Linked DNA regions of Homo sapiens: all the other regions are linked to region 1. Evidence: chromatin loops called from intact Hi-C (ENCODE). Cell type or tissue: mammary epithelial cell. All regions are shown on one strand. Links, peaks and the distances in the headings refer to the core of each region. The heading gives the core; the rest is flanking DNA. Region 1 has its middle 29 kb from the start of DDAH1. Region 2 overlaps COL24A1 (collagen type XXIV alpha 1 chain). Region 3 overlaps COL24A1 (collagen type XXIV alpha 1 chain). Region 4 has its middle 25 kb from the start of CCN1.

Region 1 (7,594 bases), core at 2,333-6,332:
TTGAGGTAAAAATAGTTTAGAAAGATTCATGACTAAAAGACCTGAAAGTAATCAAGGTAACCTTGAATTGAGGGCTGAACTGACAGGAGAAATGTGAAATGAGTGGGAAAATAATGATGTTGGCATAAAAAGTCAAAACACTGACTCTTCACCCAGTCACAAGCTCTCCGTATCTCTAACACAGTATGATAGTTCTCCCACTAATGTAATGATGAGTGGTCATTGAACCACTGGAGACAAGGGCAAACAGTTCAATGTCTTAAATAAACCCAGCAAAGCCATTAAGCAAAGTTCATTCACTATACAATCCAATTTATAAGTCTGCTTTGAGTACCACTCCCCCAAGCCCATGCTACAGGAAGGAAAAGCATTAAGCAATCTGTTAAAATAATGCTTTCCAACAGGACAAGACAGCCTGCAATTTTTCAACCAACAGGGATGTTAGTCTGTGGTCCAGCCTCTAGACACTCTCTTTAGAAAGTTCTGCTTTCTCTAAGATAATGCCCAAATGTTTATAACTTCCTTCTTTAAATAGTATGCATATTAAGAAATAAATTTAAGTCTGTAGTCTATGAGATAACACAAGTGGGGGACAAAATTATGATAGGCCTCCCTTCCTGGCTGGGCAGTCCATGTGACATGTCTGCTCAGGGCTCATGGCATCTCAGCCAGACATTCTGAGATTCTGGCCTCTTGGCTCCTTGAGCCAACTCTACCATTAAAATATTAATTTCTCTATTATAACTCATTGAAGGTGAAGGTTATGATTTTTGCTTGCCCAATACACTTCCCTCTCTTCTAATGACAACAGTAACATGTATTCTTTTTTTTTTTTTTTTTTTTGAGACAGTCTTGCTCTGTTGCCTAGGCTGGAGTGCAGTGGTGTGATCTCCACTCACTGCAACTTCTGCCTCCCAGGCTCAAATGAGCCTCCCACCTCAGCCTCCCAAGTAGCTGGGACTTCAAGTGTGTGCCATCATGCCCAGCTAGCTTTTTTTGTATTTCTGTAGAGATGAGGTTTCACTAAGTTAGCCAGGCTGGTCTCGAGCTCCTAACATGTCGTGTGCTCTTAATTGGGCCAATTATATTACTCCATCTTCCTGGCTTGGTGATTGGCTCAGGGAAGAGTATATGACCTAAACTGATTCAATGCAAGTGATTGTTAGGATTGTTTTCAAACTGCAGACAAAGACAAAGGAATCCTCTTTCTTTGCTGGTAGAACTGCTGTTAGGATGAGATGAGAGATCATAGTTGCTAGGATTCATGTTCCCCATGGCATGGAGAAAGCTCATCTGCAAAGAGAACTGGAAACATACATCAGAAATAGAGAGTATAAGCCCTAAAAGTGTGCTTGCCACTGAGTCCAGACATCCATAGGACCAGCTGTCCACATTCTGTGTTTGGGTGACATCAGCCAGCAAATTCTCTTTTTTTGTGTGATCAAGTTGGAATTCCGTCATTTGCAAAGTAGCCCAACTTGTACATAGAATGTCTTATACTTACAAGGTGCCCAATAAACATATATTGGTTATCTGGTTGGTTTGATGTCAGTGTTTTTTCTGTATCTTTTGCTTGTGTACTTTGTACTCTATACCATCATTCTCAATAAGGCTTGTTCAAAACAAAGTCTGCAGTTTGCCTGTAATAACTAGGTGACCTAACCCCCTATACTGGCATGAGGAATATGTCTGTGTTTCAGTTTCCTAATTTATAAAATATGGCAAATAATAATAGCAGCTACTTATTTAGTATCTACTAAATTTCAGGTGCTGGTCTAACACTTAACATACATTATCCTAATTCTTATGGCAACTTTATGAGACATGCATAATGATCCTCATTTTATGGATGAGGAAGCTGAGATGCAAATGAGGTTAAATGAAGTGACCAAAATAATACAGCTTGACTGGCAGAATTCAGATTCATACTCAGGCTTGTCTGAGTCTGTGTTCTTTTGAATGTCCTATGATGTCCTACTTATTCAAAAAGCTTTTGTGTGTGTAATAAGATAATGCAGGTAAAATTGCTCTAAAAATAGAAAATGTTCAGAAATCATTCTCTAATTAACAATAAAAAAATGCAAAAATGGACTCAAATATTAACAAGGAAGACTTAGGTTAAGTGGAACATTGTGACTACCCAAATTGCAGCATTAGAAACAGTAATAGAAAAAAATAAATGCAGAATCTCATATAAATGTGAAATTTTATGAAGAGGGAAAGTGCAGCCAAGATTCTGTTCCATTTCTGAAATCTCAGTAAAACTCGAAAGGATATAGATAAGCATTGCTAAGCTAGGGAGAACTAGATCTCACTTCTCATTTTCCTCATTGGACCATTGATATCAGCACGTGGAATTTCCTTTGTGATCCTGTTGATGGACAGCATTTATAAAATAATGAACATTCTGATTTACAGATCTGAATGGCAATATCAGTAATGTTTAAAATGAACAAACATATATACTTACACTGTCTATGTAGCATTAAGATATATATAAACCTAATTTTTGTATAAGTTTAACGGAAAGAAATGTAAGGCCAAGTCTATGTGTTAAATGACATTTTGTAGTAAAACCCTTATGTTTTTCAGCTTGTAATTACTCTCAAACAATGTCAAGGGAACCAACCACATTATGAACTGTCTATGTCCATTTTCTTCATTAGACTATGAGTGCTTTGGGTACAGAAACTGTGCCCTACATATCTTCTTACCCCTAGAATCTAGCATAGATAAAACTTGGCATATGTCACGAAGGGTTGCATTATCATTTTATGGGTCCTGGAAACTTTTGCCTTCATGGGCCCCTTCCTTCATTAAAAAATATTTAAAATTATATTTTATGATCATCCTGGTATGAAAATGAATATATTAATATTATATATACTTTCTTTGACCTAAAATTTTATCTTTTTCTTCTGATTTTAAAATAAAAAAATTTGTTTTCTTCTGATTTTAAAAGACTGTTTTTATAGGCCTCTAAAAGTATTGTGGGCCCCAGGTGCTATGCCTACCTTGCTTAGGGATAAGTCAGTCAAATCCTATGTGTTAAATATATTTTTGTTAACTGAATGAAATGAATAAATGACTTAAAGTTAAGTTGGTGGTAGTGATTCTTAAAGCTTCTATTTTGGAGTGACTTTCAGCTTAAAAAATTTTTCAAAAGCAAATAATTAATAAAATCACCACAACATACTAATATTCATTTAATCTGAAGCCAACTATTGAAGTTTAGTACTGTAAACAAAATTAAAACCCAAGGGCAGTGTAGAAGGCTGTCAAAGTGGCAAAATAAATATTTTAAAATAATATCAGAGGTTGCTCCAATATTGAACAAACATTGCACACCTCTTAAATAGAGAAATTTAAATATTTTCTTTTTAAAATTCTGACATTCCAAAAGAGTCAGTTCAGAAGGTAGATACTTTAAAAAATGTGGGCTTATACTTGGAGCCACATGGTTATTGACTAGAATTTAGTTAAGCATGTGCCTGGAACGCTAGACCTGCTGCCTTTCACAACATTGCTTTTGGAACTCAGCATCTCTCCACTGTTGCTTCCAGAGACAGCTTTTTAAAATGGAAAATTGATTGATGAAATCTTAGGCATGAATACATGCCAACGCATCTAATAAATTAAAATACTGTCATTTTATAAGAAAGGTTTATTGGCTAACTGTGTATTTCTAGTAATTCAAAGTCTAGTGTTTAATTTACATAATGAAATGCAGAAATCAATTACTTGGTCAGTAGTAAGGTGAAACTGATGTTCAAAAGTATGTTTTGGGATGCAACCAGGCTGGCTTATCCACTGACTTAAAATGTAGAAGGTCATATCTGAGCAGTTTTTTCCCCCTTCTGAATGTATTGAACAATGTCCAGAATATGAGGAAGCATCTTTGCATTGTCTGGATAGGGTTGTGTGCAGATTAATATCTGGATAATAATTCAGATTTGCCCTTCCAAAAAGGATATCACACATATAAAGTAGTGCTAGTATTTATAGGATGGGCATTTACCAGAACAGCTCTTAAAGGCTACATAATAAAATTGCATTAAGGCTGCCTAACTTAATTAAACATAGCTACTGAAATGAATTCAGCTAATGGATTCTGCTTCCCCAAAGAGTACTCTCTCTTAATAATAATTTTAAAAGCAAAAACATGTTTTTCCTCCTCTTTTTCATAATATGTAGCCACCTGACCAAGAGTAGTGTTGGGAGAGAGACTGTCCCTACCACCCAGGAGACAGCAGGAGGGAGAGGTCATCTAGTGATCACACTCCTGCTTCTCCTCTCCAAGGGCAAAGGGCTGCCTCAGCAGCTGTCACATCCTGCTGCCCTTTGAAACAGAAAACCAGTCTAGAGTTTCACACTTATCTCCTGCTTTGCATTACCAAATTGGCAGTCTTGCTAGACCCTAGTAATTGCCTTTCATAGATGAAGGAAGTGAACGCTCTAGGGAATGGTGAATGGGGAGGGCATTTGTGTTTGGGAAGGGGCAGTACCTGGTTCAGCTGTCTGCCATCCATCAGATGGTTCTGCAGATGAAACAAGCACAGAGGAGGAAGAGAACACACAAGGTCACTTGGTCTATCTCAGGCAGGCAGGCAGAATCATATCTTTGTGCACAGTGAACCATAGAGTCTTGTGAGGAGATTGCTAGTCATACAAAGGCACATCATGAAGGACTTCAAAGATTCCCATTGTGGACTCACAAATCACAGTTACTCAACTCACCTTCTAGTCAGACTAGCCCCTGTTTTCCCACATTTCCCATACAATGTCCTGCTTTTGCCATCTTACTGCTCATTAGCAGTTCCAGCAGAGGGCAGGCGGGGGAAAGGAGAGGAGTTGTATATTATAGCCAAATATGTCTTCTGAACGTGTTAAGGCAAATTTTCTGGATTACTTAGAGCAACAGATGTCTTTCTGTCCAATTTTTTTTTTTTTTTTACTGTCTATCTGTCTGTATAGGTATTTCTAGTTTTCAGGGTCTCCTCTTTCAAGGAATTTACAATCTGGCTTGGGAAAGCAAAATGAAGACACATGAAATAATGAGAAAGCCATGCCATAAAGCCATCCCTGTTATTCCAAGCAAAGTCATGGGTTTGAAGAGAAGAAAGAGAGGTCTTCATGCACTGAAGTTGGTGATAGCATTTGTACATTAAAAATATAAATTGAAGTCAACAATTAGTGCAGAGAAGTGAGACTCAGCAAATGGGCAGATGTAATTGTTGAAAATTCTGTAAACAGGCTTGGGTAACAGTCCCATAGAGAGGACTTGTAGGCATCCAGTGAGAATGTGGTTTTTGTAGGACAAAGGTCTCACTGGATCTCAGTACCAAGCCTTTGCCATGATCAGCTGGAATGAAGGCGCTGGGACACTGAAGCTTGGTTGGCATTCCGGGAGGAAAAATATTCAGTATCTTTCCATATCATTCATTAAGGTCTGTGTGACAATGTCATGAGCAATTCACTACTGGGAGGTCTTCATCAGATAAACAGGGCTGCAAAATTCATGGCCAAGGAATGTGGACTGGAGAGACACTCCCAGCCACAGCTGCTACCTGAACACCCAGAGCTGGCTGGGAACCAAGGAGACATGCTGAAACCAGGAGCCTCAGCGACGAGTGGCAACGTTACAGACGCTTAATCCTGAAATGAAAAGTAATTGCTTCTGGCTTAAAGAATAAAGGAAAAACAAGATCAGCCTTGGCTGGATTACATTTTTTTAAAATACAACCACGCTAAAGACCGGGTTCTGCTACTTGCTTGGTGTTTGAAAATGTGAGGAAATGGATGTTTTCTGTCAATGTAATTTAAATCTATCCAGGAGTATTGACATATAAGAACACTTGAATGCAAGTACATTTTGATGAATATAATTAAATCAAATGTGTTTACTTTTAGCTGTAAAGGAGGACATCTAAAATTTAACTTACCTAATATAAATTTAGAAGGTCTTTCTTGAAAATAGCTCTTGCTTTGTATTTTGAAGCATTTCCTACTGAAAAGTCTTGGCCAAAGTTACCAGAGCTCCTTTTCCATACAGATGAAACTGCAAATGGAGAAATATGGAAGCAGAGAGAGGGGAAAGGCATTTTAATACCTCTAATATATTTCTGTGATGAAATAGTCTTCTCTAGAGAGAAGAGAATTCATGAAAATTCACTAAGGAAGAGCTGCAAGTTTGTTATTGTTAGAATAATAGAAAGATGACTTTAACTCACAACTGAGTAAGTAATATTTGTGTTCTTACTTGTTTACCCCTCAAGACCTACAGAATGGCAAATGTCAGGAGATGTTCTGTACATAGAGTCGGTATTTTCCTTGAAAGCAAGAGAGCAATGACACAGAGTAAAAACAAAGTAAGAATAAGAGGAAAACAAATCTTTCCTTTCCAGTTCCAATTTTTAAGTTATATGTATTAATTTAAGATATTTGTAGCAGACTCACAATGATGTACAGCAAATTAATTGAATTATATCTTGTATCCTAGAACTGAAGCTGCTTTGTTTCCTGTTTGGTTGAGTCATATGAAATTGTCTACACAAATAGCAATTTCATATAATTTAACCTAATATCATAAACCTTCACAGGAATTCATCAACCAATAATAACCAGTAAGAAATAAAACCTAGCTGGTTTTCCTGCCATCATTCAGCACGAACACTAATACTATAAAACTAATATAACACGTACTATCTTCTTGCAGGCCTTAACATTGAGGACATTCTGCATAAAGGAACAAAGGCTATTTACAGACAATGTTCACAGTTTGTGTTTCTGCTTCATTAATTCAAAACAGAAAAAAATAATTCTTATACCAGAAATGTTTTGGATACCACCAGGATGACTTAACCTAACAGAACAGCACAATGACTGACAATTGTGTCTGCTTCTTGTGAGCTCAGACTGATGAACAACTGGAAGGCCAGCCACAGGCCCAATAACCTGATGCACAGTGATCACAAACATAAGGATTTATTTAAATAAAAGGTGTCATACAGCTCATGAGGTAAAGAAACAGCCACAAATAGCACTAAGAATGCAAAAAATGGCTGTGAGTTGTACTCTCTATTGGTATATAACACACAGCTGGTGACCCAAAAAGCCATGGTATTTCCAAAGGCGAGGGACTACGGTACTTAGCAACACTTTGCAGATTTAAAAAGAAAAGACAGCAGTCCTTTTTACAGCAGTGTTCTGTCATTCTCTGCCAAGAAAGAGTACTAACTGTTAAATTGGCCCCAACTATCTTTTTCACATTGAACATGATTCAGATGTTAACATGGTTTCCATTATCATTACAGAAAATTTTTAGATAATCTTTCTGATCTTGCAAAATACAATAATGTCCAAAGGAAATAGAAATTTAAAGTATAATGTGAACATATATTTTAACTGAGATACACATGATTGCAAACATTTAAATGATTAGGAAGTACATATTTATGGTATGTTGAATGCAATTTTAACTCAAATACAATACTTGCAGATTTAAGGCAATCTGTTCTCTACATAAAAAATAAGATTATAAAATGTAACACAATTATACTAATGCAATTTCTCATGTTATATATTATTAAATCAT
Region 2 (8,094 bases), core at 2,205-6,204, 390 kb after region 1:
TGCTAATGTAAATAGTATTGTGTTTTTCATTTTAAATTCCAATTGCTCATTGCTGTTAATATAGAAAAGCAATTGACTTTTGTATATTAACTTATACCCTGTTATGCTACAATCTCATTATAACTGCTTATTAGTTTCGGGAGTTTAAAAAATCAGTTCTTGAAGATTTTTTACACAGACAGCCATGCCATATACAAAGAAAGACAGTTTTATTTCTTCTTTCCAAATTTGTATACTTTTTCTTTTCTTTTCTTATTGCACTAGCTAGGACTTCCAGAACTATGCTGAATAGGAGTCAAAATTTAACAAAGGAGGAACATGTTTTCCTTATTCCCTTGTTCTTAAAAGAAAAGTATCTAGTTTTCTCACCAGTAAGTATAATGTTGGCTATAAGGTTTTTTAAAAAATATGTTTTTCAAAAAGCTGAGGAAGTGCCCCTTTATTCCAAGTTTGAGAGTTTTTTTTTTATCTTGAATTGTTGTTGGATTTTGTCAAATTATTTTTCTGCATCTTTTCATATTACATTTTCATTTAGCTTATTGAGGTGATGGATTACATTAATTGACATTCTACTGTTAAACCAGCCTTGTATACCTGGAAAAAATTCCACTGGGTTATGATGCATAATTCTGTTTATACATTGTTTGATTCAATTTGCTAATATTTTGTTGAGGATTTTACATCTATGTTCATGAATGATATTGGTCTATAGTTTTCTTGTGATGTGTTTGTCTGGTTTTGTTTTTAAGGTAATGCTCACATAATGGCCTCATGTGTGTGGCCTCACATAATTAGGAAATATTCTATTGTTTCTATTTTCTGGAACAGCTTGTACATAATTGGTATCATATGTTCTTTAAATGTTTAGTTGAATTCACCAATGAGATAACCTGGAACCAGTACTTTCTGTTTTAGAAGGTTATTAGTGATTGATTCTATTTCTTTATCAATACAGGTTGAGGAAGATATTGATGGATATCAAATCAAATCAAATCAAATCAAATCAAACCTATTCAGGTTATCCCTTTCTGTTTATATGAGTTTTGGTAAAATACGTCTTTTAAGGAATTGGTCTATTTCATTTAAGTTATCAAATTTGTGGAAATATTGGGAGGCCGAGGCGGGCCGATCACGAGGTCAGGAGTTTGAGACCAGCCTGACCAACCTGGTGAAACCCCATTTCTACTAAAAATACAAAAAAAAAAAAATTAGCCAGGTGTGGTGGTACGCACCTGTAATCCCAGCTACCCAGGAGGCTGAGGCAGGAGAATCACTTGAACCCAGGAGGTGGAGGTTGCAGTGAGCTGAGATCACGCCACTGCATTCCAGCCTGGGTGACAGAACGAGACTCTGTCTCAAAACAGAAAAAAAAATTTGTGAAAATAGAATTGCTCATAATATCCATTTATTGTCATTTTAATGTTAATGAGATCAGTAGTGATGGCCTCTCTTTCACTTCTGATATTAGTAATTTGTATTTTCTCCTTTTTTTCCCCTTGGTTAGCCTGGCCTGAGGTTGATTAATTTTGGTTGCATTGATGTTCTCTATTGTTTTCCTGTTTTCAATTTCACTGATTTCTGCTGATTTTTATTACTTATTTTCTTCTGCTTACTTTGTATTTAATTTGCTTTTCTTTTATAGTTTCCTAGGATGGAAGCTTAGATTACTAATCTTAAGTATTTCTTCTTTCCTCTTATTCAGTGCTATAAATTTCCCTCTAGGCACTGCATCCCACGAATTTTGACAAACTATATTTTCATTTAGTTCAAAATATTTTTAAATTATTCCTGAAACTCCTTCTTTGACCAATAAGTTATTAAAAGTGTATTATTTAATCTCCAAATGTTTTGGGATTTTCCAGCCATTTTCTGTTACTGTGGTGTGAGAGCAAACATTGTATGATGTCTAGTCTTTTAAATTTGTTGTTGGCCGGGCGCAGTGGCTCACGCTTGTAATCCCAGCACTTTGGGAGGCTGAGGCGGGCGGTTCACGAGGTCAGGAGATCGAGACCACGGTGAAACCCGTCTCTACTAAAAATACAAAAAATTAGCCGGGCATGGTGGCGGGCGCCTGTAGTCCCAGCTACTTGGAGAGGCTGAGGAAGGAGAATGGCGCGAACCCGGGAGGCGGAGCTTGCAGTGAGCCGAGATCGGCCACTGCACTCCAGCCTGGGCGACAGAGCAAGACTCCGTCTCAAAAAACAAAAAACAAAAAACAAAAAACACACGAATAAAAAAATTTGTTAAGGTGTTTTATGGCCCAGAATTTGGTCTATCTTGGTGAGTGTTCCATGTCAGTTTGTGAAGCATGTGCATTCTACTGTTGTTGGATAACATATTTTATAAATGTAAATTAGATCTAGTTGACTTACGGTACTAACTCTCTCTTGACTAATTTTCTGCCTGCTGGGTCTCTCAATTACTGATAGAGGGGTGTTATTGTCTCCAACTATAATAATAGAGTCATCTATTTTTCCTTGAAAATTATCTCAGCATTTGCTTCATGTATTTTGATGCTCCGTCGTCAGGTGCATTAAGTACTGTTATCCTAGCTTGGAGAAATGACCCTGCTATCATTGCACCATGTCTCTCTTTACCCTGACAATTTTCCTTGTTCTGAAGTCTGCTTTCTCTGAAATATAAATATTTCCAGCTTTCCTTTGAATAGCGTTAGCATGGTATACTTTCCTTCATATTTCACATGGATTTCTTGAAGACAACATACAATTGGGTTTTGCTTTCCTATTCACTTTGGCAATCTCTTATTTCTTAAGTGGTATACTTAAACCATTGACATTTAAGTGACTATGATATCATTGAGTTAGTATATATCAACTGTGGACTGCGTTAGTTTTCATTTGTTGTCTTTATTCTTTATTGCTTCTTCTTCTTTCGTCTTCTTCTTCTTCTTTTTAATGTTTTTGGCTTCTCATTTTATTTTATTTTAATTTTTATGTCTATTTCTTTTTTGAGATAGAGTCTCACTCTGTCATCCAGGCTGGAGTGTAGTGGCATGATCTCGGTGCACTGCAAACTCTGCCTCCTGGGTTCAAGAGATTCTCCCACTTCAGCCCCCTGAGTAGCTGGGACTACAGGAGAGTCCCACCATGTCCAACTAATTTTTGCGTTTTTTGGTAGAGATGGGGTTTTACCATGTTGTCCAGGCTGGTCTCAAACTCCTGACCACAAGCAATCTACCTGCCTCGGCCTCCTAAAGTGCTAGGATTATAGGCATGAGCCACTGTGCCCAGTCTGGCCTCTCATTTTAATTAAGCGTTTTATATGATTTCATTTTCTTTCCTGGTTTAGCATACAAACTATACTACTTTTAAAACTTTTTAAAGTGGCCACTCTAGAGTTTGCAATACATATTTACAATTAACCCAAGTCCATTTTCTTTCTTTTTTTAAAAACCCTACAGCACGTGGTATTCCTAGGCCATCTCCAATCCCTGTACTAACCAGTCCTGACCCTGTTTAGCATCCAAGATCAGATGAGATTGAGAACATTCAGGGTGCTATGGCCATTGATCAAGTCCATTTTCAAATAACACTATACCACTTCATGAGTAGTGCCAATACTTTATAACAATTCCTCCCTCTTGTTCCTTATAACATTTGACTTATCCATGAGATACAATACCGAATACACTGTTGCTATTATTATTTTGTACAAATTGTCTGTTAGATCAATTAAGAATTATAAAAATATTTTATTTTACCTTTATTTATTCCTTCGCCAACACTCCTTTCCTAGATGAGTTTCTTACCTATGCCACTTTTCTTCTCTCTGAAGAACTTCTTTTAACATTTCTTGCTGGTCTGCTAGTGACAAATTCTTTAAATTTTTGTTTGAGAAAGACTTTATTTCTCTTTCACTTTGAAATTCCCAGTTTCATAATTCCAAAATGTCTGCTATCCCTGAGTCTGTTTCTGCTTGTCTCTGTAGACTGTTTTTGCCTTTTACCTTGCCTTATAATTTTTTTTGAAAGCCAGACATGATGTAAATGTAAATGAAACCAAGGTGAATAGGCCTTTAATGTGATATTTGATATTATCTGGCTGGGGGTTAGGCTGTGTTTACTGGTTGTTGTAGCTATGGTGTCTCAGGCTAAAATGTCCTCTAATGTCATTGTTTTTTACTCCCCTGTTTTATTTAGCCTTTCTGAGGGACTCTTTAAATAGGGTTTGTGGCACAGTTCCTTTAGCTATAATCTGTTATTGCACAGGAACCCCACTGATTTGATTGTAAGGTATGAGTGTAGGAAGGGCATTCTATAGTTCTACAATTAGGTCTCAGTCTTTTAGTGAGTCTGAATTGGATATTACCCTTCTTCCACATCAAAGGCCAGAGGGGGCTGGAGTGGAATATTTCTCTTCCTCCAGCTGAAGGCTAGAGGGAGGTGAAATTAGGTTTTCCTTTCCCAAAGGTCAGTTAGTCTTTGGTAAAACACCAGTTTATTCTCTGATAAATAATTTCCCTGGAGGGCAAGAACTGTTAAGGAGATCAGAGAATTCTAGGTGTTTTTCAAAATGCTTACTATCCCTCTCCCTCTGCTGGAAGTCAGAGGGAATTTTTCTCTATCTTTAAAGTAAGAACCTGTTAGGGCTCTGGGAGGAAGTAAAACTCAGGAACATGTAGGGGCCTCCCAAAGACTGGGCCCTCTCTGAGTTTTTTAACACTCAAGCTGGTCTACACTGAGTCTCCAGTAATTTGCTAATTATAGTTTAAAGTGTCCCTACTGTCCCGGTGTGGGCTATGTAGTTGCCTGTCTGTCTCTCCATTTTGGGGGCAGTAGTTTGTCTTGTAACCTTAATTCTCTGACAGATCTAAGAAGAGTTGTTGATTTTCAGTATGTCCATCTTTTTTTCTTGTTTTGAGGATGGGAGTGATGACTTCCAAATTCCTTACATTTCATACCAGAAAACACATTTATTTATTTACTTATTTAGAGGCAGAGTCTTGTTCCGTCACCCAGGCTGGAGTGCAGTGGCGCGATCTCGGCTCACTGCAACCTCCGCCTCCCAGGTTCAAGTAATTCTCCTACCTCAGGTTCCTGAGCAGCTGGGATTACAGGCACCCACCACCATGGCTGGCTAATTTTTGTGTGTATATATATATATATATATATTTTTTTTTTAAGTAGAAACTAAATGTTGGCCAGGCTGATCTCAAACTCCTGACCTCAGGTGATCCACCTGCTTTGGCCTCCCAAAGTGCTGGGTTTACAGGTGTGAGCCACCGTGCCCAACTCAGAAAACACTTTACTATTGTCAACCTAAATGACAAAGAGAAAGAGGCTCTCTAAAATAAATAACGAATTTATTTTGGAATAGAGCATTGCAATGGGAATATGCATGCCATAGTAAGCTATGCACATATTCAGGGAGATAAAGGAAGGTAATGGTTTTTAAAGGAAAAATGAGGATTATATAATTGTTTTGAAATGATTATCCTTGGCTAAAAATATCAACAACAATGGTGACACCAGTCCAAGGCTGGACAGGCTGTTGCTGGGCAGATGTCTTTTCAGAAGTATTTTTTGTATATGGGTGCAAATGTCCTTTGGGCAAGGTTGTGATTTTTGCAATTTTTTGTGATAGTTTTTGTTATCAGGCATCTAAGAATGAGAACTCTGTCTTTATGGCCTTCAGCTCTATTTGTCAGGTTTTTCTTTTATTTTCTTAACATCAGTGACTCCATTTTGATTCTGACAACTTTCACATTATGATTTTTAAATCTTTTTTAGGGGGGAGACTGGATTCAGCTAGAAGCCAAATTGTGTTCCACACACAATAACTTTTTTTTTTTTTGAGATGGAATCTCACTCTATCACCCAGGTTGGAGTGCAGTTGTGCGATCTTGGCTTGCCTCCTGGGTTAAAGCAATTCTGCCTCAGCCTCTCGAGTAGCTGGGACTACAGGTGTGCACCACCACATCTGGCTAATCTTTTGTATTTTTAGTAGAGGTGGGGTTTCACTATATTGGTCAGACTGGTCTTGAACTCCTGACCTCAAGTGATCCATCTGCCTCGGCCTCCCAAAGTGCTGGGATTACAGGCGTGAGCCACCGTGCTTGGCCCCCATGCGATGATTTTTAAAGAATCAAAAATGGTTGGCTGGATGTGGTGGCTCACACCTGTAATCCCAGCACTTTGGGAGGCAGAGGCGGGTGGATCACAAGGTCAGGAGATCAAGACCATCCTGGCTAACACGGTGAAATCCTGTCTCTACTAAAAATACAAAAAATTATTGGGGCGTGGTGGCATGCACCTGTAGTCCCAGCTACTCGGGAGGCTGAGGTAGGAGAATCGCTTGAACCTGGGAGGCGGAGGTTGCAGTGAGCCAAGATTGCACCACTGTACTCTAGCCTGGGCGACAGAGCGAGACTCTGTCTTAAAAAAGAAAAAAAAAATGGTTGCTAAATTTTAGACTACTTGCTTTTGTATTTCTCATTATATCTGTGATATATTAATAGATTTCTTAATAACAAACTTTTCCTTGATTGTAATTCTTCCTTTTACTTCATTAAGGTGGATAATTCTTTATATACATGGTTAAATTTTACTTAATTTTTTGTTTAGATTTTTACAATTACATTTGTAAGTGAAATTCATCTGCCACTTTATTTTGGCTGCTCTCTTTGTCTGACTGAGATGCTGATATAGAGTACTCTTATCTTTTGTTTCCGAGACTGTTGCCACTTTATCTTTACAAGTGATCTAATGAGGAACTGAGTGAAGTTTTATTATACACTTTTAGTTAACTTGAGAATCCTGTTAACTATTTTTTGAGGTAAGTGGAAATGACTTCTGGTATCTAAGAAAGAGTAGCTAGAAAATAATATTTTAAAATTTACAAGGGGATATTATAAAGCAAGCTTATGAAGAGTTAATTTTAGAGTACAGCATTCCCCTTGTTCCCTCTTTAAAGTCAGTTTTCAATAATTAACAGATATTAACTATATTTATTTAGGTCAGGAGATTTTTTTTCAACTTGTCTTCTGAAACGGAAGAATAAATGAACAAAATAATAAAAGAGAGAATGGACAAATATCACCATTCTCCTCTTATTGAAGGCGATTGGGTACAGTTGTGCAGGTTGAACACTACATAAACCAAGGGACATTATTTGTTACAAGGTTTGCATTGATTAGACATTTTCTTTCTGTACGTGTGTGATTAAAATCTACATCAGGGGTCAGCAAACTTTTTTTTTTTTTCAAGGGCAAGACAGTAAGTATTTTAGGCTTGTGGGTCATGTGGTCTCTGTCAAAACTTTTAAACTTTGCTGTTATAGTATGAAAGCAGCCATCCATACATAAGGGAATCGTTGTGGCTGTGTTTCAATAAAATTTGATTTACAGAAGTATAACTGGACTGAGGGCTGTAGTTTACCTATCCTACTTTATGCCTACGTACTTCTAAGGGGATCTAATATTATCATGAAGATTTTAAGATGGGTTATGTTTATGGCTGAAACTCCTAACTTACATGTCTGATTTTCCTCTTATTCTCTCAGTTTCTTGTGCAGTTTCAACCTTTTCTGCCAGCGTTTTGTAAATGTTGTAGTTCTTTAAGCCTCAGCCTTAGATCTTTTTCTTTTCTCACTTCTATACTCTTTCCATAGGCAATGAATCCAACATTTTTTAACTTCAGTGTATTCCTCTACTCTGAAGCCAACTGCCAACTTCATGTTTCTCAAAGACACCTGAAATTCAACAGTTAAACTGAATTTATAATCTTCCATTCTCAAACCTACTTTTCCGTGTTTTTTTTTGTTTCAGTGAATAGTATCATCAACTCTTTAATACAATAAGCCAGAAATTTAAGAATTATACTTCACATACAGAGTCTTTATTACCTATTGGTTTTATCTCCTTTTGAATTAGTCTGTCCACTTCTTTTCCCTGCTCATAAAAAAGGTCCTGCCATTTTTTATCTGGATTATTGCAACAGCCAGCCATTCTTGGCTCCCTCCATTTTGTAATTTGACTGATGTTTACAAAATAGATATCAGATAATAAACTAAATAATCTGATAATAAAGCTAGCCCGAGCCCTTTAATAACATCCTTTGTTCTAAGGATAAAAATT
Region 3 (8,094 bases), core at 2,668-6,667, 360 kb after region 1:
AAGACAGGCCCACAAGACAAGGTTTTCTTCATCATGACTTCTATTCACTGCTATAGTAGAAGTTCTAATCAATGTAGTAATTCAGAGAAGCAAATAAGGGGAGGCAATATTATTTACCTGAAGAATCCCTATGAGAATCATCTACATTCGTTAAAGTGGATATAAGATCAAAATATAATAGCACCAACAGCACCACTAAGTTGATGTAACAGAAAAAGGATTATATTAACACTGAGAATAAAACTCAAAAGCAAAGCAAAACAAAAAAACAAAAATACTAAGAATAAACTTAACAAGAAAGATTAAAGAACAGAGATAAGGGAAATATTTTATTGATGAATATGTAAGCAGATTTGAGTAAATAAAAAGACATATGGTGTTTATAGAAAGATTCAGCATTGAAGGAAATTGAAAGTTCACATGAAAGAGGAAATCATAGCAAGAGTCAAACTTTTTTGTAAAATGAATTATGAAGTATTTGCCCTAACAGAAGGTATCACAATAGTATAGTAAGTAAAATAGTGTGGTATTGACCCAGAAATAGACTACTAGATTCAGAGAATAAAGTAGAAGAAAAACAGACTAATGAATATTTGAGAATTCAGTTTATGGTAAGGGAAGCATTTCAGAAAAGCAGAAAACAGACTGACCACTCAATAAATAGAATTGGAACAACTGTCTATAAGTTTGGAAAAAATAAACTTAGTCTTCTACACCTTATATAAAAAAATACCCACAAAAAAACCAAAAACCTCCATACATCTTAAAGAGTTAAGGTAAAAATAAAGTTATAAAAGTATTAGAAGAATATGGAAGAATATTCTTATATACTTTAGGTAGGGGAGGCATTTCTAATAAAATAAACACAGAAACTGAAAGGGAAAAGACTGACAAGTTTGACTATATAAAAATTAAAATGATCTATACAGCAAAAGATATACAAAATTAAAAGATAAATTGCAGAAAGAAAAGCATTTGTAATATATTTTGTAACATATTTAACAAAAATATATTAATATTTTAAGCATATAAGGAGTGATTGCAAATCAATAAGAAAAAGGCAACAATCTAATGTGCAGTATATATGAACAGGCAACTTCCATAAGAAAAAAGTGCAATTGGGAAAGTGTAAATAGAAAAAATGCAATACACATTCTCACTTATCAGATTGGCAAACATCAAAAGAAGTAATATGAAATGTTGATGGTGGGAGTGCAAATTTGATGAAACCTCTTGGGAAGGTAGGTTGGGAACGTGTCAAATTAAAAAATTAATAACATTATAAAATGTTTTTGTATACAGGTCAAAGACAGAGAAATGCTAGTAATTTAAATGAAAGAAAGTAAGAAAGGCCTAGATCCCAGTAAGGAATAGAATACCGAAAATAAGCCTGAGGCAAACTTTCCTCAGACAACAAATGGATTATGCAATGATCTCTAAAAAGCCTTAGTGAAAAGTCTAGCACTTGTGACATTTAAATGGAGACTACACTAAATGGAAATACGCATGCATTTTGTAAAAAAGCCTATGAAACAGAAGACTCAATTAGATAATCTTTTAAATATTTTGCATCTCTTTCATGCTGACTTTCAGAACAGGTCTAAATACATTCGCAATATAATTTTCCTAATATAAGAGTTCATAAGTATCATGCTACACTTGTTCCTAACATCATGCAAAGTTCCTGAGAAAGATGAAAGATAAAATTAGATGTTAGATTTATCACAATTGGTTAGAAAAATAATATCCAAATAAAGCAGGTTTGTTTCCAACCAGAGAAAGAAAATCCATTTCAAGTAAACCTAATTTTCAAAGCAATTTGTCAACCATGACAGCATAGTTTTATACAGATACTAAATCCCAATTTTAAGTGCTGGCCATATAAAATTTCCTAGTTTGGTTAGGAGTTATAATCTTACTTTTTAAAACCTCATTTCATATTTTATTTCCATTTTCATTTTTTTCTCTTTCCTTTTTCATGTCCAGAAACCACTAAGCCGTTTAAGTACTGTGGAATGCTTACAATTCTCCACATCCCATGGAGGTAGATTATTTTCAATGGAACTATTGCTTTGTCTGTAAAGCTAATCAAGGGATGAAACTTTAAGGGCATGGATACGTTTCTTTCCCATCCACAGTGACTCAATTCTGGAAGCAAGTCAAATACTGACCACAGCACCTCTAGTTCCTCTGGCACCCTTAGGACCACTTTTCCCAATTTTTCCAGGAGGACCTCTGCTTCCAACTTCTCCTGTGGGTCCTATTTGTCCTTTATCACCCTGTGGATGACATTATTAAGAGAGAAAAGCAAGAAAAAAATTTATACTTAGATTAATTAACTATATCATATTCCTGAATAGCTCCTGAGGATTATCTGGTTAACAGTATTACAGATCACTATTAACAACAATAACATACCATCACTATATAAGTTATTTTAAAAATAAAAGTAATTTTGGAAAAAGATAAAATAAAAATTTTGACCAAACAAGCAGGGGGCATCTGGTGCTCATGTTGAATCCAAATAACCGTTTTTTACTTTTGAATTTTGCTATATATGTATGTAAGTATGCATGTATGTGTTGTTACTATAAGAAATCATAAGCTCTTTGGAAAGTCTGTTTCTATAGAGAATTTCAATGCAACAAGGTCTGTTCAATACAAAAAGAGCTCCAGTGTGCAGTTCTGTACATTCAGGATCATCACTCATTGGCTTGGAGTATGCCTTGAAAAATCTGCAACATTTTTACATCACTTTACATCTTTCAGAAAACTAATTATCTTCTGTTTTCTATTAGACACACTGACCTTTCTTTTTTGTTGTTGTTTTTTTTGAGACCAAGTCTCACTATATCACCTAGGCTGGAATGCAGTGGCAAGATCTCAGTTCACTGCAACCTCTGCCTCCTGGATTCAAGCGATTCTCCTGCCTCAGCCTCCCAAGTAGCTGGGATTACAGGCACCCATCAACACGTCCAGTTAATTTTTGTAGTTTTAGCAGAGACAGGGTTTCACCATGTTGGCCAGGCTGGTTTCGATCTCCTGACTTCAAGCGATCCGCCCACCTCGGCCTCCCAAAGTGCTGGGATTACAGGTGTGAGCCACTGCGCCCAGCCAACAAACTGACCTTTCTTTAGCACCAAAATATAGCTGTTCTTAAACAACATTGTGTTATTCTTCATTTTCCTAAGTGAGAACCAACCTGTTCTATTATTGATAAACAAGAAGATACAAAGAAAAACTACTGTGAACACAGTTGGACAGGAAATTTTTGGGATTCATAACAGCTAAGAGGCTTTATTTTATTTTTCCAGGGGTGCAGGTTGTTATTATACAAAGACTTGCACTGTCTCACTATGAATGTTGATTTTAGTAAAATATTTTTAGTAAAATATAAAGTAAGCAAATAAAAATATTCTTGATTTGTAGTTCTTCATATATGGAAAAAATAAAACCAACTTAGAAAAACACATTGACAACAAATAATTATAGTTACATTCTCTTCCCTCAAATACTTTACTAAAGTTGTCATTGAAAAGCACAAATGGTATAGTATTTTCCTTTTATCTTTCTTCTTGCCCATGGTCTACTAAAAGAATTTTTGGCAAACAAGAGAAAGAAGGAAAAGCCAAGATTTTTTACAAACTACAAAATGGAAAATTTGCCTTCAAATAATCACGATAATAAGTACTCCTAACTGAAATTAAATATTAATTTATATAAATGTATCTTTTAAAGCAACATTTATAATTCTTTACTACTTTACTATCTAGTCCAAATTAAAAACATTACAGCAGTCTATGGAGTTCTGGGCACATCAGAAGAAAGAAAACCTGCATAAGAAGATGTAAAAAATTACCTTTTTTCCTGGACGACCTCTTTGCCCTGGAATTCCCACAATTCCTTCAGGTCCCTAAAATATTCAATATAAAAAAGGAAATAAATGGTTAAAGAAAAGATGAGATGGAGTATTTGAATACTTCTATCAGATAATCACTGGATTGGATTGGACGAGAAGTAAAAATGAGGGTTAATTTTCACATTATTAGGTTTGTATCATTTAAAAAGAGGTCACAATGACTTAGAGGTGTAGCTGTTATTAGCTATAAAGTTCACATGCACAAACTGGCCAAGAGAGTCTTAATTACACTGTTCATTATTCTAGGTGGAACATTACTTAGATTCAGTATACCCATTTTAATTAGAGAGAATGTAATTAAAGTTAACCCATGCCTTCTACGTCACAGGCTGTAAAACACGTTTAACTAAAATAAAAAAGTATAAACCCAAAGGCATCCATCTCAGCATTTCTATCAGCTACTGGGAGCTCAGCATCTTGTGGAAAGTACAGGACTTCTGCCTATCCAATGAAGTCTCCACACACATATGAAAGAAAGTACAGAGTATAAAATACATCTAGTACATGGTCAAGGAAAATTTCAATGTGTCTAGTACGTGGTCAAAGAAAATCTCAAAATCTCACTGGAGTAGAAAGAGTTAAAGAGATATTCGTTGATCTGTGGGAAAAAAAGAAGGAAATACAGAGAGAAAAAGGAGGTAATCATATAAAACTTAAAAATAATATTTTCATTTCAATTTGTCCTTTGTGTAGCTAAAAGTATATTAAAAGTTTTCAATATACACTTTTTTTTAAGTAAAAGTGGGGCACTATATGAATTTTCAGGTAAACAATGGTTAGGCTTAAGTGAGTTCCACAGTAAGCCAGGTTGCAAGTTCTAAAATGGCTAATAATTAATCACAACATTCCCTGCATTCGCTGGAAATGAAAATAGAAATCTCAAATTTGTGTCCCAAAAGCTTGGCAAATTGCAAAAATGATGTAGACAAGAAATAACTTGTGGTTTACCACTGTGCTATGTAGGCTCTAGATAAATATTTGTTGAACGAATAAACAGATACCTAAGGAAATGACTCATACCCTATGCTCCTGAGAAAATGCTCTTCTAGCCTCAGAAAATCACTGAATTTAGAGGCCAAAGCTGTTGTGCTCTATTGCTGTAGTTATAGCTGCATCCAGAGGTAGAAATGGTAGTTGCACTAACCTGAGGACTTCTTTGAAGTTAATGAGGCCTTTCAAAAAGAGGCTGATTAATCTTCATAGAGATTAAAGGTGTGAGCTTTTAAAAGTCAGACTGCTCCCATTTCATATTCTGGCTCTGGCACCTAACACCTACCTATACAGCCGTAGGTAGATTATTTAATTTCTAAAGGCCTCAGATTCCTGTTAAATAAAAGAGGTATAAAAGAACATCTTCAAAGACTAAGAGCAAATAAGAGAATGCATGTAAACTTTAGAAAGGACTAGACTTATGATGAAGAGCTCAAAATATGCTAGTCGTTATTAACTTCTGCTGTTTATTAAAAGTGTATTACACAATATTTAAGTACATGTAAAGATGTTAAAAGGTACAATGAAAGCCCGTTTACCTACATCTACTTTAAGAAATAGAACCAATATATGTGTATGTCTATGTGTGTGTGTGTGTGTATATATATATATATATATCTACATATATATATACATATAATTGAAGCCCCACATTAAACATATACTTATCCAAACTCATCACCCTTTTTCCCTACTCAGGTGCAATCATTGTCTTGAATTTTATTGTTCCTACACATTTCTTAATAATTTTACTCCATTTGTATCCCCAAGTAATATGTATTTTGTATCTTTAAAAATTTTTAAAAAGCAGTATCATACTTTATGTGTTCTCCTGAAACTTCTTTTTAACACATTTTTGTTTTGAAATTACTGTGTCTTTAATTCATTTACTTAAAAAAATGCTACAGGATTCCATGTTATTATCAAACCACAACTTAAGTATTTTTCCCGTTGGTTAATGTTTTGGTGGCTTTCTTTTGCTATTACAGACAATGCTGGAATAAACACTCTGTACTTGTCTCTATGTGCTCATGTCAAGAGTTTTTATAGGGTATGTACCCTGGAATTGAATTGCTGGGTTGTAGGATACATGCATCTTCAAGCATATCAGATATTGTCAAATTGTTCTCCAAAGTGATTTTGCCAATTTACATCCTCAATGGCAATGTTTAAGAGTTCCACTTACTTCATATTTCCTATAATGCTTGATCGTATGAGACTTAAAATGGGTGCAGAATGATGTTATCATTTCAATTTATGTTATTGGTTATTATGGAAAAACGTATAGCTACTCATAAAGTTATCGGACATCTATATCTCTATGTGAATTTCTGGTTCCTATCTTGTGCCCGTTATTCTACTGGGCTGTCTTATTTAGTTACATGTATATGTTTTTATACATACTTATATTTTGTTCATTCCATATATCACAAATCTCTTCTCCCAGCTTGTATCTTATTTTCTCACCTTGTTTATTACGACTTTGGACTAACACAAGTTTGCAATTTTAATGCAGTCAAAGTCATTAATATTTTCTTTCTGTTTCTTTTAGTGCTTTGTTTTAAGAAATCTTTACTGCTTCCCCTTTCCTTATAAGGTCATAAAATATTATCTTAAATGTTCTCCCAAGAGTTTTAAGATTTTGATTTTAACAGTTAAGCCTTTAATCAATTGGAATGTAATTTTGCGGGGTGTGTGTTTGTGTGTGTGCGCGCACGTGCGCATTTGTGTGAGGGAGAGTATTTTTTTTTTCATTTGGATAACCAATTGTACTGGTATCATTTATTAAATTGTTCATTTCCTTATAGATCTGTAGTGCATAATCAATTTATCAAAAATCAAGTTTCAAAATATACTTATATCTGATTCTACATTATCTTCAATTTCCATTGGTCTGTTTGTTTATTTGTGAATGAGTATGGCACTAACTAACTTAATTACTCTAGCTTCAATAATAAGTTATATCAGATAGGTCAGATTCTCTCTTCCACCTCCTCCACAACCATCCCACCTCTGCACAACTTATTCTTTAAAGTTGTCTTAATATTGGCCCTTTGGTTTTCCACACAAATTTTTAAATCACTTTTTATCAATCAAGTTTTATTAAAAATCCCATTGGGATTTTGGTTGAAATTGTATTAAGTGTATTCATTAATATAGGAGAAGATTGATAATTTTATAATATTGAGTTTTCCTATCATGAATATAAAATAACTGTCCATTTATTTAGTTCTTTAATAAATGATTATAATTTCTTTAATTGCAAAAATTTTCCACACCATTTTTACAAATATTTTGTTTAGATGTATTGCTAGGTACTTAATTTTGTGGCTAATTGTGTTGGAAATTGCATTTAAAAATATCTAACTGCTCATTGCTGGTGAAAAAGAATGGAACCTATTTTTGTATATTACTTTTATTTATTTATTTAGAGACATTGTCTTGCTATGTTGCCCAGGCGGGACTTGAACTCCTAGGATCAAGCAATCCACTCACCTCAGCCTCTCGAGTTACTGGAAGTACAGGCGCATGCCACAGTAACCACAGTATTATGTTTTATTTTTTCTATCTAACTTTTATTTTAGGTTCAAGGGGTACATGTGCAGGTTTGTTATGTGGATAAATTATGTGTCACATGGATTTGGTGTACAGATAATTTTGTCACCTAGGTAATTGGCATAATATCTGATAGGCAGTTTTTCAGTCCTCACCCTCCTCCCACCCTTCACTCTCAAGTAGGTCCTGATGTTAATTGTTCCTTTCTTTGTGTCCATGTGTACTCAAGGTTTAGCTCCAACTTAAAGAGAACATGTGGTATTTGGTTTTCTGTTCCCACATTAATTTGCTTAGGATAATGGCCTCCAGCTGCATCCATGTTGCTGGTTAAGGACATGATCTTGTTCTTTTTCTATGGCTGCATAGGATTCCATGGTGTATACATACCACTTTTTTTTTTATCCAGTCCACTGTTGATGGAGATCTAGGCTGATTCCATGTCTTTGCTATTGTGAATGGTGCTGCGCTGAAGATAAATGCGCATGCATCTTTATGGTAGAACAGTTTATATTCCTTTGGGTATATACCCAGTAATGGGACTGCTGGGTTGAATGGTAGTTCTTTTAAAGTTCTTTGAGAAATCTCCAGACTATTTTCCACAGTGGCTGAGCTAATTTACATTCCCACTA
Region 4 (8,094 bases), core at 2,546-6,545, 61 kb after region 1:
AGACCAATATGAGTTAAGTGAAGTTTCAACTTTCACTCCTTCTTGTAACATTTACTGATCACCTACTCCGTGCTAGGGCCTATGAGAGACATTAGTGATACAAAGATGATAAGGAGCTTTCTGCTCCTTCAAGGGGCTCAGTCTAATCCACAAAAATAAACATGAAATACACATGATGCTAAAATGGGACAGATGTTATGACAGAAGAGAGAACATCTTGGGAGATCAGAAGGCAGTAGCCTATGCATCGTGCTTCACAGAGGTGACATTTCAGTTGGGTGTTAACTGATGGCTAAGAAGGTAGAGAGATGATCATATGCAAACATGTGGCAGTGAGATAGAGCATGGCATGCTCAGGGAATGGCTATGGGTTGGCAAAAAAGAGAGTTTAGAGGATTGGGGAAGAAACAGCTGAGGGTCTGGGCCCTCTTAGCTAGGGCAAGAGTTTGAAGTGGACTTGGGAAATTGAAGGTTTCCAAGGAGGCTGAGGCATAGATTCACTGGGAAAGGGGTGCGAGAGGTGGGATGAAATCCCAAGGGGATAACTTGTCCTACCCAATATCCAATCCAAATACAACTGGACAAATCTTTGCTGAAAGAAGGCCCAAATCTAGTGATGAATAGTACTGGTTTCAGCTATTATCTCTGGAAAAAGTCATGGCTACTGTTTCTTTTATAGACCAGAAGAGAAAGAAAGCCCTCTCCTTTCCATTCACCTGGATACACTAGCCCTCTACATACTCTGGTCATCTTTTTTTCTCTACAATCTCACTTCTCCAGTGCATCTTCCACACTGCTATCAGAGTTTCATCTTAAAACACAACTTAAAAACCTGGTTTCTCAACGGCTATAGAATCTGAATCCCCAATTCTTTAGTACTCTTAGCTTTTCCTCGTACAATATACCTTTCATTTCTACATTGCTGTGCCTTTGCTCATGTAGGAATGACATGCCTTTCTCCCCTATTCTCAATGTATCATATTCTACTTGTCCAACGAAGTCTAGCATAATGGCCACTTCCTCAAGGAAGCTCCCTTAATTCTTCTCATCATCATTATATCTTCCTCTGACCCATATCATCTTGCTGGTTCCAGCTAAGACCCATGAACTCTGCCTTGTCTTTTAGATGATCTGTGGGAAGCTTCTTAGAAGCAGGCCTCTTAATTAGGTGGAAAGGAAAGAAGGGAGACCAGAAGGGAGGAAGAAGCTTGCTTTTGAGTAGACAAAATAACTGACTCTTGGACAAGAATCAGGTATTCAGAGTCAGTTGAACAGTAAGTAAGTAAAACAAGGTTGAAGGCCAAAGTAGATTATATTTTCCAAAGATGACCTCAACAAAATTTCCTAAGCTCTTCTATAGGTAGCCTCGCATCAAGAAATGGAGCCTAACTTCTCTCCTCTTGCATCTGGGATGGCCTTATGACTGCTTGAAACCAACAGAATGTAGCAGGACTTTTGAGGCTAGATGAGAAAAAAAAGAGGGCTTCCTCCTTGTTCTCTTGAAATTCTTGCTCTGAGGGGAGGCAGCTGCCATGTAAGATATCCAACCACCCTGAGACTAAGGTGCTGGAGAGACCACATTATGTATTCCAATAGATAGTCCCAGGTGAGCTCACACTTCCAGCCACCCCTACCAAGGTACCAGATGTGTGAGTAAAGTCACCTTAGAACCGCTCAGCCAGCCAAGCTAGCAGCTGGGTACCAATAAGTGACCTTAGTCATCTCCAGGAGGAACAGTAGAATCACTCAGAGGAGGCTTGCCAAACTGCTGGCCCACAAAATCCATGTTTTAAGTTACTAAGTTTGGGGGTAGTTTATTACACAGCAGTAAATACTGGAAAAGCCAGAGAGTGAATTTTTTACTCTGCTTTTTATTCCTAAAGCTAACCAGTCTTCTGAAAGAGTCAAAATCACTGTTCAAGATTAAAACTTTTGGGATCTCTAGAAATCATGTAGTTGCTTGGTGAGAAACAGGGAGTGACCTGGGTCCTAACTATGAAGATGAGGCCAGAAGAAACTGGAGGCCCAGAGGTTTGTTACCAGCAAAGGGCACTATTGCTGACCTAACCATAGACAGCAGGCAGACAGACACAGGCCTGCAGATGCTCACTGCACTTGGCAGAAGCACAAATTGGAGGTCAGAGGCATGAACAGATTCTTCATTTCTGATAGACAGTACAGTCTAGAGGTCTGATATTTGTTGTATGAATCCACTGCATCTGGGGACTGTCAGCAATATTGGTGGTAGTGTTTACTGTGAGGCAATGGGCCACTAAGGGGTCACAGGTGCTACATAACTGGATATGTGATCTGGACTCTCCTTCCTTCTGAAACATTGTAGTGAGAGAGCTCAAAGGCTGCAGAGTTGGAGCTAGTCTGCCAGACTCTCCATGGAGGGACTTTCTGGGGATTCTGGCTGGGAGTTGTCTGTCTTGGTTCATAAGGAAGCCCAGGCCTCTGTGCCTGCCCTGGACATCTTGGCTTGAAGATTATACTTGCTGCTCACACAATGTTACATCTCACTTAGCAGCATTCCATGGAACTCATTTGTTAAATGTTAGCACCAACATGTCCTCCACTAGTTTTCAACCATTCTTTTGAGCACTAAATGGAACATTCCTCTTTTCTGAGTTCACAATAGCTTCTTTTTCCTAAGGACCATCTTTAAGATCTCTCACAGTGATTTAGATCTATTCATGCCTGAAAGAGAGGCCAGCTCAAGACCAATGTACAGGCCCTCGTAGTTTTCCTAAAAAGGAAATTGTAAGAGTTTTTTTTTTTTTTTTTTTTTTAATCTCTAAAGCAGCTTTCTTTTACTGGGAGAAGAGATCAGTATCATGTCCTATACTTTCCAAAGACCTCTAGTATTCTTATTCAATGAATATTTTTAAAGCCAGAATTCTGACTGAGAATGTGCTTTAAGCTAGATTTTTATAAGAATAAGATTTTGTGGTGATTTTTAAATGACTGGAAATTGCATAATTTTCAGGATTATAACTGTGTATATTTCCCTCATGTAAATATTAAGATTCCTTAGTCTCCTGGAGAAGTCTTAACTTTGTCTCTACTTTTAGAATAAAGTCAAGGATTTATTAACTGCACTGCAACTAAAATATTAAACAGAAGGGCCTTTCACACACAGATTCAGCGTTAAAAAGCCTCAAATCAAAACAAATGGAGAAATTGGCTTTAAAGCCAGAAAGAATCAATTGTTTTTGGGTCAGTTTTGGTTTGGGGAGCCTAATGAAGACTGATTGCTCAACAAGGGCTGTGATTAGTGCACTGTCAGTCATTGCTAATCACTACAGTACCTCACATTGCCTGTCCTGAATCAAGACACCTTTGCCTGCACAGGCATTTCTCAGTACTCTTGACTACTAGCATACATGTTAATAAGTCTATTAACAGGCAAATGCATACTAATTAACATGTACATTGTTATTTAAATATTTAAGAGGGAGTGCTAAGTCCCTTTTTAAATGTCATATTATGCTCAGTTATGACATCATTTGAAGCTAAATTAGAGAAACCAAGCAGAGCATTTTTCAGTAGTTTATCTGCCTCCTTATATCCTAAGTTCTTTGAGGGCAGGATCTGGGTATGATTCATCTTTAAATGCTTCTTGGTGCCTGGCATAGTGCCTTGCACACTGGAGTGGCACAGTAAATAGTTTTGGAATGAACAAAAAGAAAGAAACCTCCTTGAATAGGAGATAGTGGATTCGACTTGAACATATAGACTGGTTCTCTGACAACCACAGGATTTAAGGAACATTTGTACAGCATTGTATAGTTGGCAAGCACTTCCATACATTTATCGTCTGTCAGCCAAGTGTCAATAAGTTTAGTTCACTATTGAGTAAATTGTCCTTAGGAAGGTTACGGGATTCATCCCAGATTTTTTAATTCCCTACTGTATGGAATTACTATATTGTGTGCATACATGAACACAAACACATACACACAATCATCTGCCAAAAATTCCTTCAAGAGGCCTGTGATTTTAACATGTCCTCATCTACTCGCCTCATTATTGTCAAAGCTATATTTGCAGGGGAGGGATTGAACAGCATATCTAAGATATAAATTTCTTCACTCGCAGCCAGATATGCCCACACCCATGCCTACAGAATATTCAGAGTGGCTGATCGACCCAACTTCTCATGAATGCACAAAAACTCAGTGCTTGGCTCTGCAAACACTCACAATTAATCATCAGGTATAGTTTAGGAAGATGACAAAAAGTCAATTTGAACTGGTAAAACCTAAAGGTCTGGTCCAGAAAAAAGCTGAAATTGAGGATTCTTGATCCAAAATGTTTAGGTCTTCCTTGCAATAGTAGCAATATGGCAGTAAGGTAAAATTCTCCATGCTTCTTATTTTGACATGTTTTTAAGCATTATATAAATACACTTTCTATCAAAATAATTTAAAGGCAGTCAGCACCCAGGACAGGAAAATGTGCTAACCATCCTCCCTACCCTACATTTCTGCAACACAGATATGAGTGGCGGGTAGAACAGAAGGCACGAACAGGCTGGGGAGTGCGGCCACCGCCACCACCACCGCCGCCGCCTCCTCCTCCTCCTTCTCCTCCTCCTTCTCCTCCTCCTCCTCACCCTCCTTCTCCTTTCCCCTTCCTCCTTCTCCTCCTTCTCCTCCTTCCCCTGGGAACCAAAGCCAAAAAATGTTCCTCATTACTGCTGGTTCTTTGATCTCTTACTCTCTATTTTTAGAACACTCCTGTCCAACATCCTCTGCCCCATTGCCATGACCTTTCATGACATGCTTCTCTTCTCCTGGTGGTTATTTTGGGATCATATTCCTTTCCCAAAGTATTACTACAGCTAGGATTAATGTATGAGGTAGATCACCACAAGTCCTTGCTTGAAAATGTACCCAAAGCACATGTTCCTACATGCGGGTGAGAAAGCGGCTGTACGAAGGACACGTCATCTGTATTTTTAGTCATCAAAGCATTCTAGAAGGACTGCTTAATGAGGTAGATACCACACTGTCACAAGACAACATTATCTAGATGCAGAATTTGCGCACGTGGAATTAGATAATGTGTCCAGCACAGCTAAAGGTGTGTGTGTGTGTGTTGTTTAAGGGGTAGAAAAAAAGGAGACATAATCATAAAGGAGATATAGGATTTATTACTTTCAAGTTTCTTTCAGAGTTTACATCTCCCTAAATCTACCAACCACGTATAACAAGAATCAATGCTTTCAATGAGGGAAAGTCAGAGAGATCAAACATGCTTTGACTGTTCAGTATCCCTTAGAAAAGTATTTCTATACAGAATTTTTTAAAGTAGAATAAAAGTGGCTGGGCATAGTGGCTCACGCCTGTAATCCAAGCACTTTGGGAGGCCGAGGCGGGCTGATTACCTGAGGTCAGGAGTTCTAGAACAGCCTGGCCAACATGGTGAAATCCTGTCTCTACTGAAAACACAAAAATTAGCCAGGCGTAGTGGTGGGCACCTGTAATACCAGCTAATCAGGAGGCTGAGACAGGAGAATCACTTGAACCCAGGAGGCAGAGGCTGCAGTGAGCCGAGATCATACCATTGTACTCCAGCCTGGGTGACAGAGCGAGACTCTGTCTCAAAAGAAATAGAAAAGAAAAGAATAAAAGCTTCCTCACCAGAAATAAGACCAACATCTAGATTCAGGGGAAAATCTCTCTTCAGTGAAGACAGGAACTGTCTTTTGCATTTACCACTATATCTCCTGTGTTAAGTACAGTGTTAAATAGCTACACAGATGAGATAATTTGATATAACAGTAACAGCTAATCTTTATTGAGCACTTAGTGTATGGCTATGTGACATGCACTATTCTGTGAGTTCTGCATCAATTAAATAATTGAATGCTTACAACAATGTTATAAGATATGTGCTTGTGCCATCCTCATTTGAGAGATGAGAATACTGAAGTGTAGAAAGGCCAGATATCTTGTTCAAAGTTGGACAGCTCTTAAGTGAGAGAGCCAAAATTCAACAACAGACACTTTTGGATTCAAAACCTATGCTTGGAAAGTAAAGAAATTAGCTTTTTTTCACTGTAACATGCATGAAAAATTTAAAGAGAAGAACCGAACTTAGTGTTATGGGCTAAATTGTGTCTCCCCGACCCCAAATTCATATATTAGAGTCCTAACCCCCAGTATCTCAGAATGTGATTGTATTTGGAGATAGGGTCTTTAAAGAGGTAATTAGGTTAAGTGAGATCATTCAGGGGGCCCTATTCCAATATGACTGGCATTCTTACAGGAAGAGGAAATTTGGACACAGACATGAATAGTGGAAAGAGTATCTGAAGACACAAACAGAAGGTGGTCACCTGCAAGCCAAGAAGAGAGGCCTCAGAAGAAACCAACTCTGCTGATACCTTGATCTCAGACTTCTAGCCTCCAGAATCATGAGAAAACTAGTTTATGTTGTTTAAGCCACCCAATCTGTGAGACTCTGTTATGGCGGCCCTAGCAAATGAATACATTCAGTGTTAAGATGTAAAACAGGAGACAAAGAAAATGCACTTGGTCCAAACCAGTAAAAAAAAAAAACATCAATCTGGTTGGGTGCAGTGGCTCATGCCTGTAATCCCAGCACTTTAGGAGGCCAAGGCAGGTGGGTCACTTGAGTTCAAGAGTTCAAGACTGGCCAACATGATGAAACCTCGTCTCTACTTAAAATACAAAAATTAGCTGGGCCTGATGGCGGGCACCTGTAGTCCCAGCTACTTGGGAGGCTGAGACAGGAGAACTGGGTGAACCCAGGAGGCAGAGGTTGCAGTGAGCCAAGATCGCACGACTGCACTCCAGCCTGGGCGAAGGAGCAGGACTCTGTCACAAAACAAACAAACAAAAACCAAAGTCAATTTAAGACATATAGCTGTTTCTGTTCCATGGATATAAATTGACCAGTTATACAACTTTTGCAAGTTCCATTAGGTGGGATGCCTATCAGGACATTCTTTTTGATGGCCCAGACAACTCCATTATCACAAAATGAATACAGAAACAAAAAAGTGACTCCAGTTCTAGTTTGTGATGGGTCTCTATGTTTTTTGATTTTATTGCCCTCAGGTATTTTCATGTTCTGAGTAAAGCCTCTTTCTTTTCTATATACTCATTTATCAGGTGCCTCATGTTTTTAAAATAAAAGTTTTAAAAGTAATAATGCTAAAAGTAGTATATAAGTTATACTAAAATAAAATAAAATAAGAATATGAAAATCATTCATAATCTCATCATCTGGAGATAAATGCTATTACCAAAGAATACATATTATCTTTATGTCAAAATGGGATCTTGATGTACATAGAATTTTTTGCTCTGCTTTTGTTTAATTAACATTGGTTTGAGAGCCTTTTCTCAAGTCATTAAATAGTCTTCAAAAATCATGCTTCTTAATGGCTGCATAATTCCTCCCAAAGGATATACTATAATTTATTAAATTCAATACTAACAAGGTTATTATGAAGCAGGCACTTTTCTAAACTGGTAGTGGAAGTATAAACTGGAAAGCAGTTTGACATTATATATCATTATTAAAAGAATTCATACCCCTGACTCAGTAATGAAAGGTATAAGAAAGGTATTAATGTGCAAGCCACCATTTTCACAGTGAAGTCATCTCTGACCATTGCTTTTGAAATTGCACACCTGACTTTTCACTTTGACTAGTAGAGAGCCCTCAGTGTCATCCTAGGTCATTCAGTAGAGACACCAGCAGAGTCACATCTTAGTAGTAGGACTGAACTATCTCTTGAGTGAAAGTTATTCTAGACCTGCCCTAGAAATATATTAAAATAGGCCTCGAATGGGTCAAACTGATCTACATGTAATTTACTCCCCAAGACAAAGCTCAATACTATTTAAAGAATGACAACAAATCCCCAACTCAACAACATAATAGCCATAATACTCAGCTTTCAGTTAAAAATTACTGGACATACCAAGAAGCAAGAAAATGTGATCCAAAAGAGGAAAAAAATCGATCAATAGAAGCAAACTTAGAAATGATGGAGATAATGAAATTAGAAGGTAATACCATTAAAACAACTATTATAGCTATGTACTAGTATTT

The links. Peaks named below come from ENCODE experiments on the same cell type or tissue, not always from the same donor. Only the 100,000 strongest peaks of a DNase experiment are listed, where the experiment ranks them.
Region 2: it touches region 1 in a loop (4-fold over the local background); 2 of 110 quality-filtered maps call a loop at or near these places.
Region 3: a loop joins it to region 1, with 4 times the contacts of the local background. A loop is called at or near these places in 3 of 110 quality-filtered maps.
Region 4: a loop joins it to region 1, with 3 times the contacts of the local background. A loop is called at or near these places in 5 of 110 quality-filtered maps.

The regions. Positions count from the first base shown.
Region 1 is chr1:85,490,224-85,497,817 of GRCh38, forward strand. It overlaps a transcript of DDAH1 not described here. Among named protein-coding and RNA genes, the nearest start is that of DDAH1, 29 kb to the left of the region's middle. RefSeq lists an enhancer at 5,006-6,205. In mammary epithelial cell, for the core only: a CTCF peak has its summit at 4,815 (motif pointing right); DNase peaks (open chromatin) are centred at 4,798 and 5,548; H3K27ac peaks cover 1,392 bases.
Region 2 is chr1:85,880,268-85,888,361 of GRCh38, forward strand. All of the region lies in intron 32 of COL24A1 (collagen type XXIV alpha 1 chain), which reads right to left. It also overlaps the pseudogene RNA5SP51. Among named protein-coding and RNA genes, the nearest start is that of ZNHIT6, 180 kb to the left of the region's middle. In mammary epithelial cell, for the core only: a CTCF peak has its summit at 4,559 (motif pointing left); no DNase peak of the experiment used is centred there.
Region 3 is chr1:85,845,494-85,853,587 of GRCh38, forward strand. COL24A1 (collagen type XXIV alpha 1 chain) reads right to left here. Exons shown (of 60, transcript NM_152890.7): 38 at 3,860-3,913; 39 at 2,172-2,279. Among named protein-coding and RNA genes, the nearest start is that of ZNHIT6, 140 kb to the left of the region's middle. In mammary epithelial cell, for the core only: a CTCF peak has its summit at 5,026; a DNase peak (open chromatin) is centred at 4,938.
Region 4 is chr1:85,551,507-85,559,600 of GRCh38, forward strand. It overlaps a transcript of DDAH1 not described here. Among named protein-coding and RNA genes, the nearest start is that of CCN1, 25 kb to the right of the region's middle. In mammary epithelial cell, for the core only: no CTCF peak of the experiment used is centred there; DNase peaks (open chromatin) are centred at 3,621 and 4,935; H3K27ac peaks cover 275 bases.